Linked DNA regions of Homo sapiens: region 1 is linked to region 2. A link is a contact called in ENCODE Hi-C or POLR2A ChIA-PET data. All regions are on one chromosome and are shown on one strand. Each heading gives the region's core, a stretch centred on a gene start or an enhancer-like site at or near the end of the contact. The rest is flanking DNA. Distances are from core to core; before and after follow the strand shown.

The links. Hi-C counts contacts between places; a loop is a spot of excess contacts on that map. ChIA-PET counts read pairs that join two places held with the same protein, here RNA polymerase II (POLR2A). Pooled maps may share reads with other maps.
Region 1: a loop to region 2 is called in a map with no recorded cell type, with 5 times the contacts of the local background. The contact joins the promoter of MTA1-DT here to the enhancer-like site in region 2. A Hi-C loop is called at or near these places in 1 of 168 maps with a recorded cell type or tissue (gastrocnemius medialis), 1 of 37 single-sample maps with no recorded cell type and 4 of 50 pooled maps. POLR2A ChIA-PET finds 5 or more read pairs at or near these places in 1 of 52 experiments (PC-9).

What each region holds. Positions count from the first base shown.
Region 1 is chr14:105,416,154-105,421,318 of GRCh38, forward strand. It overlaps MTA1-DT (MTA1 divergent transcript), which reads right to left and starts at 3,586. Exons shown (of 2, transcript NR_125385.1): 1 at 2,869-3,586; 2 at 1,428-2,156. It overlaps MTA1 (metastasis associated 1), which reads left to right and starts at 3,674. Exons shown (of 21, transcript NM_004689.4): 1 at 3,674-3,910. The coding sequence starts at 3,883. RefSeq lists an enhancer at 1,871-2,540 and silencers at 3,238-3,337, 3,368-3,417, 3,508-3,767.
Region 2 is chr14:104,826,497-104,831,750 of GRCh38, forward strand. It overlaps the pseudogene RPS26P49. Among named protein-coding and RNA genes, the nearest start is that of VESTAR, 7.9 kb to the left of the region's middle. RefSeq lists a silencer at 51-220 and enhancers at 370-1,155, 1,156-1,941. Within about 2 kb of position 1,260, at least 14 of the 41 ENCODE cell types and tissues checked have a DNase peak (open chromatin) inside an H3K27ac peak, as active enhancers do.

The sequences.
Region 1 (5,165 bases), core at 2,336-4,835, 590 kb after region 2:
ACTGGCTGGACTTAAGATCAGTTTTTGTTGTTGTTGTTAGACAGGGTCTTGCTCTGCCACCCACGCCGCAGTGCAGAGGTGCTATCTCGGCTCACTGCGAACTATGCCTCTCAGGCCTAAGCTATCCTCCTGCCTCAGCCTCTCAAGTAGCAGGGACTACAGGCATGCACCACCACGCCCCGCTAATTTTTATATTTTTCAGTAGAGATGGGTTTTCACTATGTTGCCCAGGCTGGTCTCAAACTCCTGGGTTCAAGTGACCTGCCCAAAGTGCTGGAACTTCAGAGCCAGAGCCCTGGTTTTATACACTTTATTATGTTCCCCTCCCTGCTAGATTGCAAACCCTCTGAGGGCAAAGGTGCTGTTTCCTTACCCTCCAAGGCCTAGAGTGGCCTGTAGCTTGAAGTAGATGTTTAACAAATAATCAATGAGTAAATTATTGTGTTAATCACTTTGTCTTGCTCTGAAATTATCTCAAGCCTTTCATCTCCAAGTAACTTGATATTCTGCCCTTTGCTGTTTATGACTTGATCCAGCCACGGTGCGATTTTGGTGCTTCCGGTTTGCTTGGCTCTTAACTCTTCCTCCCATCCTGCTGTTTTGTCGTCAAGCATTTGAATTCCTGATTGTTGAATTCATGCTGCTATGAAGCTCTGAAAGAAGTCCTGTGGAGTCCTCTTCTGTTTCTTTGGTTGCGTTTTCTTATTTATTTATTTATTTATTTATTTATTTTTTATTTTTGTTTCTTTGAGACGGAGTCTCACTGTGCCGCCCCCAGGCTGGAGTGCAGTGGTGTGGTCTCGGCTCCTGGGTTCATGCAATTCTCCTGCCTCAGCCTCCGGAGTAGCTGGGACTACAGGCACGCGCTACCACACCCAGTTAATTTTTTTGTATTTTTAGTAGAGATGAGGTTTCACTATGTTGACCAGGCTGGTCTCGAACTCCTGACCTCAGGTGATCCTCCTGCCTTGGCCTCCCAAAGTGCTGGGATTACAGGCGTGAGCCACCACGCTCAGCCCAGTTGTGTTTTCTTCCATACTGGGTTTCTCACCGGCCCCTCACACCCTCGATGACTTGTTTTTCTGTTGTTGAATGACATGGATGTGGTCACGTGCCACCTCTCAGCAATGCTCCCACCTCAGCCTCCGGGGATATGCCACTACTTCTGTAGTGCTTTCTGACGTGAAAGCTCTTTCCTGAATGTCTATTCGCTCTGCTACTAAGTGGATGGAGTGGATGGATTTTTTTTTTTTTTTTTTTTTTGGAGACGGAGTCTCGCTCTGTCGCCCAGGCTGGAGTGCAGTGGCATGATCTCGGCTCACTGCAAGCTCCGCTTCCTGGGTTCACGCCATTCTTCTGCCTCAGCCTCCGGAGTAGCTGGGACTACAGGCGCCCGCCACCACGCCCAGCTAATTTTTTCTATTTTTAGTAGAGACGGGGTTTCACCGTGTTAGCCAGGATGGTCTCGACCTCCTGCTCGTGATCCTCCCGCCTCAGCCTCCCAAAGTGCTGGGATTACAGGCGTGAGCCACCGCACCCAGCTGGATTCTTCTTAATTCTTTGTTTTTATTGTTTGACTCACCTGAGGTCTTTGGACTTTGCCTCTGAGCTGGCTTAAGGGCAATCCACCTTGTTCACTGGTCTGGAGTGGGGAGGCAGAGTATGGGTCGGCTGGAGGAGTGGGGCTCTGTGCTCTCTTTTGAGAGTTTACTAAACGTCACTCTGCATGGTGAGGGGTGTGTCCTCTCCGCTGGGGAGGCCTGGCTTGAATTTCAGATTGCCTCCCTGGGACACCAGACCCTGTGCTGTGCTCCCTCAGAAGGACAGCCTTGACTGTCTCCACTCCAGCAGTCAGTTCTCTCCACTCCCACTGGGAGAAGGAGCAAAGGCTGGTGTCTTCAGGAGGCTCCTCTCCAGGCTGGGGCCAGGGAAGAGTGTGCATGTCACTGTCAGGATGTGTCCCAGTGGTGTGGCTGGGTTCTCAGGGTGAAGCTCGTCCATTTCTGGGATGGCAGCGGAAGCAGGCACTACACACGCAGCTTCAGGGGGCTCTCCCCATGCTTCCTAGCTGCCTGGCACTTTCTGGTGTTTCTGGCTAACTTTCTGGCCATGCCAGGAGTTGGTGGAAGGAGATCTCAGGCTGCAGCTTTGCTTTCCTGCTGAGGAGACAGAGGTAGGCTGGGGCTGTAGGACAGGGGAGGCCAGCAGCCCCACCTTCCTTCTGGAGAGACGCTGCCTGTCTGTCATTGCCCCTCTCCTGCACCTGGCCGCTGGCTGGCTGCTCTTCCCTCCCAATCACCAGCAAGCCAGCTCCTGTTCCCTGCAGCCCAGCCCGCAGGATGTGTCCTGGGACCCATAGCCCTCTCTCCCCAGAGACAGCACCGCCCTGCAGCTCGGGTTCCTGGCCCTGTGCTAACCCTGGTGGGGCTTTCCTTACTGGTCTGCTCTGCAGCCATGACATTGTGGCCACCGCTCTCCTTGGGACCCCCACCTGGCTTTCCTCCCAGCACATGCTGTTTCCTACCCACCTGGATGGTGTCCTGTGTGCTGGATTCCCCATGCTGTGTCCCCAGCATCCTGACCATGTCTGTCCCGCCTGCCTAGATCTTGCACCGTGGCCACGGGGCTCCCTCCTGATAGCCCTGAACGCTCCGCTCCATGTCCTACAGAGAGGGATGTCCCAAGTAGATGTCAGCTCCCTCCAGCATCTGAGCAGGCAGGACAGAGACCCACGGTGCTGCTCACATCAGCAGCCTGGAACCCCGAGACAGCTCCTTTTGCTCACCTCCCCCAACACTGATGTTGCACCTGTCTCCAAGCCACTCTGGGACCATCTGTTTCTCTCCATCTGGGAAGCCCCCTTCGCACCTCATGCTCTTCCTGGCTGGGGCGTCTGGGTCACTCACTGGACTCTCCTCTCCTTAGACCTGTGCACAAGCACACACGGGAAGGCATCCTGACAGGTGGTGGGAAGAGAAGGCAGCTGCCTCACTGCGGAAAGAGCACGGCCGCTCCTGGACTCCAGCCCTGTTGGGGCTGGCGGGGTCAGCAGGCGCTGGGTTCCAGCCTCAGGTGGGGTCTTTGGAGGTGGCCTCTGGGCACAGGCACCTCCTCTGCGGCCTTCTCACCAGGTCACGGTTCAGGGAGGCTTTGCCGGCTACGGAGCCTGCCCACACCAAGGCGCGCACGACCACCTGTCCAGAGATGCCACGCGGGCTGGGCGGCGAAGGCCAAGGACACGCCCTGCCTGGTGTCGGGGGCAAAGGTTAGGCCTGGAAGGGAGGTGTGGGGTGGGGACCCCGAGGCCAGGGCTGGGCCGCTGAGCTTCAGGGCCCTTGGGGGGCTCAGGGAGGAATGCCGGAGGACCCCAGCATCAGGAGGAACCCCTGGAGAGCTACGGCAGGACTCACCTGTGGGGCACAGGGAGGGATCACCAGGGAAATGGCCCTTGTGGAGGATCTCCCCTCTACCCCCAGGGCACCAGGGGAGGATCTACCAGGGGGTTCTGGTGGAAGGGCCCACCCGGGAAGCGGCGCGCGGGGAGGACTCGGGGGCGCCGAGAGGAACTGTCCGGGAAGGGGCGCGCGGGCCGCGGGCGGCGCGGGGTCGGTAACGGCCCGTGCGGTGGGCGGCGGCGCCCGAGGCCCCTCCCCGCCGCCCGCGGCCGCTCCTCCTCTTCCTCTCCCGCCCGCGCCGCGGCCCTCCCGTCCCTGCGCGGCCTCGGCGGCCTCGGCGGCGGCGGCGGCGGCGGCGGCGGCAGCAGCGCGGCCCCTTTAAACGCCTGCGGCGCCCCCCGCCCCCGCCATCGCGCCTCCATTTTCCCGGCCGCCCGCGCCGAGCGCCGCGCCCGCCCCGGGCCCCTCCGCCGCCGCCGGCCCGGACATGGCCGCCAACATGTACAGGGTCGGAGGTAAGGCCGCACCGCCTTTATGCCCGGCCCCGACCCGCCCGCAGCCCCCACCCGCCGCCGCTGCCGCCTCCCCCGCCCCTCTGCCCCGCAGGCCCCGCGCCCCCCGCCCGCCCTCGCGGCCCCCGGCTCCTTCCCGAACCGCCCCCCGCCGTGCTCACCCCAACCCAAAATGGCCCCGCGGGTCGGCCCCATCGGGGGCGGGCGGGGCTCGGCGGCCCGGGGGTGGGGGGCGGCCCACCTGTTGGGGCCGAGGGGGCGGCCGCGGGGGTGGCGGGGGGGCGCGGGGCCTGCGGGACATCCGGGGGTCCGGGGCCGGGAGCCCCCAGCGGGAGCACGTGGCCTTGGGAGGCGCCGGCTGCCGGTCTGGGAGCAGGAGTTTTGGGGCTGTGGGGTCTCCCCCGGCCCGCGGCCCTGTGCTGGGACTCCGGTGCATCCCCTCTGGGGATGGGGAGCCCCGGTGAGGGGCCACGTTCCTCCCTAGAGCCCTCCTGCAGCCTGGCCCCGGGGCTTCCCCCAGCAGGGATCCCTCAGGGGGTCTTCAGCAGGGAGCGAGCATCCCGAGCACGCCTCTAAGTCCCCCCAAACTTTTCCCTGCCTCTCGCTCACCTCAGCCCATTCGGGAGGCGCTTTGCAAGGGTTGGGGAGAGGCCGGAGGGCCTCCTGGGCAGGGGCTTCCTCCGTGGGCCCAGCCTCCTGTTGCTCGGGCCCCCCGGGCCTGCAGCTTTGAGCCTTGCCCTCCTTCGTGTGCCTGGGACTCCGTGGGGTCTTTCACAGGAAGGTGGGGGGTCGTGTGCATTCCATCATTCCATCAGCGCCTCCCTCCCCAGGACTCTGAGACCCCTCCCTGCCTGTGACCCTCTCGGGCAGGTGCTCATTACCTTTCCCACCTGCAGCCTGCGCTGCTGGAGGGAGCTGGGGTCACTCCCGCTCTGGCTTGATCCCCATGCCCCTGACCCCGAGTGCCCAGAACACTCTGTGTCTCTCGAGCGTGGCTTCTGCTGCCTTGGACGCCGTGTGGTCTGGCCGGCCAGTCCTGTGACCTTGGGGACGGTGGGAGCCCCCTACATCCCGTCTGTGAGATGGGCGGTCAGTCCGCATCAGCAGCTCTGGGCCTCCCCTGTCCTCTCAGAGGGGCGGTGGGCCTGTACCCCATCCAGCGGCAGCCCCTCCCACAGCCTCATACAGCTTTGCCAGGTCCCTGTGTGGACCCAGGTGCGCTGAGCCCACCCCACGCTCAGGGAGCAGCCTGGGTGCG
Region 2 (5,254 bases), core at 10-2,509:
CGCCCTGGGCATCCGGGAGGAGCACCCGTCCCGCCCTCTCCCCGCGCCCGGCTCCGCACTCCCCGCCAGCCCTGCGCCCCGCTCCCCGCGCGCCCCCTGGCGGCAAACTTCGCAATGGCTCCCGCCGCGCTCTGCTTTTCGGGGTTGCCGGAGGGGCGGGGCTGCCGGAGGGGCGGGGCTGCCGGAGGGGGCGGGGCTGCCGGAGGGGGCGGGGCTGCCGGAGGGGCGGGGCTCGAGTGGGAATGCAACCCTTGGACACGGTGGATCCTGGGAATCTAACCTTCCGTCCCGGGGCTGATGAGCTCCAGCCCTGCCCCAGGAACTGTGCTGGGGGCCCCTGGGGATGGGGACGCAAGCTCAGAGGGCGGAGACCTCGGGCGCCCCGGCTTCGTCCGCAAGGCGAGACGGGCCGCAGGGGACTGCTAGGGTCTGCAGGGGGGTCTGCGGGGGTGAGGGGGCGGGTGGGCTCGGAGGATGGCCCCGGGCTCCCAGGGAAGCTGGAAGGGCGTCGGGGGAGGTGACGGCGCGGAGACCTCGGACTCTCAGTCCTGCAGGGGCCGCGGACACAGGTGGGGAGGAGTGGGGGAGTTTTTCCCTGGGAGAAATGGGAAGCGTCGAAGGATTTTAAGGAGTGCGGCTGGTCGGGTTTGCATTCGGGGAGGTCGCTTTGTCTCTTGAGTGGAGAATGAGGAGGTGGCAACAGCAGGGGAGTCACCGGGAGGCTGCTCGGGTCCAGCTCAAAAACGCCAGGCCCGCCCCCGCCCCGCAGGTCCGCGGGAAGGAAGGAAAAGGCGTTGGGGATGCGTAGGAGGCAGAGGCCTTGGTGGTCGATCCGGTGTGGAGTGGGGCAGGGGCTGCGAGGAGGGCGCCCAGGACTGGTATCAGTGAACAGTGACGGTGGGGCAGGGCGGTGACCTTAGCACCAGCGCTTCGGTGGGGGGGAGGAAGCACCTGAGCCGCGGAGAAAGGCCTGCGTGAGGTGGGCACAGGCTGGCGTTGAAGCCCTGGGGTGGACTCACGTCCAGGGGAGGGCGGTGCTTCACACGTCCCAGGCACTGTCTTGTGTGGCCCCAAGTGCTGTCTGAATCTCTCCTGCGTCTTGGGCCCCAGCACCAACAGCCGTCGCCCTGGAGCCAGGCAGCAGCCTTAAGCTTCCCTGGGAGGCTGACTGGCTGGGAGCAGGGAGGTCCCATCGGGGAAGTAGGGGCGTGCAGGGGGCTTGGCGCCTGCAGTCCTGGAGGGGCAGGGCAGATGATAAGGCTAAGTACCTCCTGTCCTTTGCTCAGCCAGCCACTAGGAGGAGGCCGCAGAGAAGAAGCCGCCAGGGGCTGGGGGAGGCCAGGGACGGGGCAGGGAGGAGGGGCTGGGCTGAATGCAGGTGCCCCAGGAGCTGCGGGCTCTCCTTCCACAGGTTCGTGTCTGGTACACGGCTGGAGAAGGCAGGGAGGGTGGGAGGAGCCTGGCTTGGAGAGAAAGGGCTGGCCGGAGACACCAGAGTGCTCAGGGCAGGGGCGGGAGAGGTGGTCCCTCAGGCCTCAGTGGCAGAGGCATGGGGATCCAGGGCTGAGAGTGAGTCTGTGGTTCATGGGGTTACCAGAAAGGGGTCCTGATCCAGATCCCAAGAGAGGGTTCTTAGATCTCACGCAAGAAAGAATTCAGGGCGAGTCCACAAAGTAAAGCGAAAGCAAATTTATTAAGAAATTAGAGGAATAAAAGAATGGCCACTCCATAGAGCGGGCCAGAGGGCTGCTGGGTGACCATTTTTATGGTTTTATTTTTATTATATGATAAACAAAGGGTGTATTATTCATGACTCTCCTTTTTAGACCATAAGGGGTAACTTCCTGATGTTGCCATGGCATTTGTAAACTCTCATGGTGCTGGTGGGAGTGTAGCAGTGAGGACGACCAGTGGTCACTCTTTTTTTTTTTTTTTTTGAGACAGAGTCTCGCTGTGTCGCCCAGGCTGGAGTGCAGTGACACGATCTTGGCTCACTGCAGGCTCCGTCTCCCGGGTTCACACCTTTCTCCTGCCTCAGCCTCACGCCTGTAATCCCAGCACTTTGGGAGGCCAAGGCAGGCGGATCACGAGGTCAGGAGATTGTGACCATCCTGGCTAACACGTGAAACCCCGTCTCTACTAAAAATTCAAAAAATTAGCCAGGCGTGGTAGCGGGTGCCTGTGGTCCCAGCTACTCGGGAGGCTGAGGCAGGAGAATGGCATGACCCTGGGAGGCAGAGCTTGCAGTGAGCTGAGATCGCGCCACTGCACTCCAGCCTGGGCGACAGAGGGAGACTCCATCTCAAAAAAAAAAAAAAAATTTTAAAAGACCAGGTGCAGTGGCTCACGCCTGTAGTCCCAGCACTTTGGGAGGCCATGGTGAGTGGATTGCTTGAGCCCAGGAGGCAGAGGTTGCAGTGAGCTGAGATGGGGCCACTGCACTCCAGCCTGGGTGACAAAACAAGACCCTGTCTCAAAAAATAAAATATTTAAGCTTATTTTGTGTGTGCTATGGTTTGAATGTTTGTGTCCATCCAAAATTCATATATTGGAACTTAAGTTGCAAAGTGATGGTATTAAGAGGTAGGGCCTTTGGGAGGTGACCAGGGCAGGGCGGACGGGATTAGTGCTCTTACACAAGGGCTTGAGGCAGCGGGTTCTTTTCTTTAGGCCTTTTGGCCCCTTCCTCTATGTGAGGGCACAGCAAGAGGGTGTAATCCCTCCCAGACACCACATCTGCTGGCCTTGACCTAGGACTTCCCCGCCCCTAAAACTGTGAGGAATACATTTTTAGTATTTATAAATTACTCAGTCTGTGGTATTTTATTTATTTATTTGAGATGGAGACCAGCCTGGGCAACATAGTGACACCTCATTTCTTTAAAAACAACAACAAAAAAATTAAGGGAAAATCAGCCAGGCATGGTGGCATGGGCCTGTAGTCCCAGCCACTGGGGAGGCTACAGTGGGAGGATCCCTTGGGTTGGGCCTGGGAGTCCGGGCCATGATGATATCACTGCACTCTAGCCTGGGTGACACAGCAAGACCTTGTCTCAATTAAAAAAAAAGAAAAGAAAAGAAAAGAAAGGCATAGATCTTTACTGCAAGACGCCCACAGAATGCTGTCTACATGCCATGCCTCTAATTCCTCTTCTTTCATTCTCTTTTTAAAAACTTTTAAGATTGAGATATAATTCACATACCATAAAATTCATCTTTTTTTTTTTTTGAGTCTTGCTCTGTCGCCCAGGCTGGAGTGCAGTGGCGCAGTCTCAGTTCACCGCAACCTCTGCCTTCCAGGTTCAAGCAATTCTCCTGCCTCAGCCTCCTGAGTAGCTAGGATTACAGGCGTGCGCCACCACACCCAGCTAATTTTTGTATTTTTAGTAGAGATGGGGTTTCACCATATTGGCCAGGCTGGTCTCAGTCTCATGACCTTGTGTCTGCCTGCCTCATCCTCCCAAAGTGCTGGGATTACAGGTGTGAGCAACCGCACCCAGCCTTTTAATTTCTTTAAATGACGTTTAATAGTGTTCAGTGTTGGCTGGGCACAGTGGCTCACGCCTGTAATCCCAGCACTTTGGGAGGCCGAGATGGGCAGATCACGAGGTCAGGAGATAGAGACCATCCTGGCTGCTACGGTGAAACCCCGTCTCTACTTAAAAAAAAAGAAAAAAAAATTAGCCAGGTGTGGTGGGGTGGCGGGCGCCTGTAGTCCCTGCTACTCGGGAGGCTGAGGCAGGAGAATTGCTTGAACCTGGGAGGCAGAGCTTGCAGTGAGCCAAGATCGCGCCGCTGCACTCCAGCCTGGGTGAGAGAGCCAGACTCCGTCGCAAAAAAAAAAAAAAAAAAAAAAAAAAAAAATATATATATATATTTGGTAGAATTCACCAGTGGAGCCAAAAGGGCTAAGGTTTTCTTTATAGAGAGGTTATTTTTTTGTTTTTGTTTTGTTTTGTTTGTCACTAATTTAATCTTCTTACTTTAATTTTCTCCAGAGAATACTTTTTCTTTTTTCTTTTTTTTTGAGACAGAGTCTCACCCTGTCGCCCAGGCTGGAGGACAATGGCGTTATCTTGGCTCTCTCCAACCTCCCAGGTTCAAACAATTCTCCTGCCTCAGCCTCCTGAGTAGCTGGGATTACAGGCACCTGCCACCATGCCCAGCTAATTTTTGTATTTTTAGTAGAGATGAGGTTTCCCCATGTTGGCCAGGCTGGTTTCAAACTCCTGATCTCGTGATCCGCCTGCCTTGGCCTCCCAAAGTGCTGGGATTACAATTGTGAGCCACCGAACCCGGCCGAGAATAGTTTTTCTTAAGTCCTTAAGGACTCAGCTCCTTACATGAGCTTTGATGGTGGTTGTGGGGCAGCACAGACAGGTCTAAATCCAGGTAGGGTTGTTTGGTCCTTGCAGGCTGCACGACATGGATTCCTGACTGCCTTGCTGTGAATCGCACAACTCACACAGCAGTGTAGCGTCACGTGCAGCTTGGGAAGCACGTAGGCTTTGAAGATGCTTGTTTCAGAAACGTTACTGACTGCTGTGGCCTCTACTGCTTCAAATGATGAATTTGTTAACAGCCTTGTCTTTGGACACAGTTTGTGCAGCAAATAGGCTGCACATGGCCATGGCCCTTTTTGGCACAACCAGTGTTCCTTCTTTTCTTTGTCATCTTGAAGGCACAGACCCAAGAGAGTTATCTTTTTACTTCTTAAAGTCCTATTCAGCTTTTTAAAATTTCTTCTTGGATTAGTTTCATTAGTTTGTGACTTTTCGGAAATGTGTCAGTTTCATATAGACTATCTCATTTATTGGCCTCCAGTTATTCCGAGCATATCATCCCTTCTATTTCCTGAAGGTCAGTCCTACTGTACCTACTTTCATTCCTGATTTTATTAATCTAAGGCTTTTCTATTTTTTTTTTTTGTAGGTCAGTACAACTTAAGGTTTGTCAATCTTATTGATTTTATCAAAGAATTCACTTTTGGTTTCACTGATTTTTCTCTATTTTTTATTCTCCATTTTTATTTATTTATTTATTTATTTTTGAGATGGAGTCTTGCTCTGTCACCCAGGCTGGAGTGCAGTGGCACGATCTCAGCTCACTGCAACCTCCACCTCCCGGGTTCAAGTGATTCTCCTGCCTCAGCCTCCCGAGTAGCTGGGATTACAGGCGCCTGCCACCACGCCCGGCTAATTTTTGTATTTTTAGTAGAGACGGGGGTTTCACCATCTTGGCCAGGCTGGTCTCG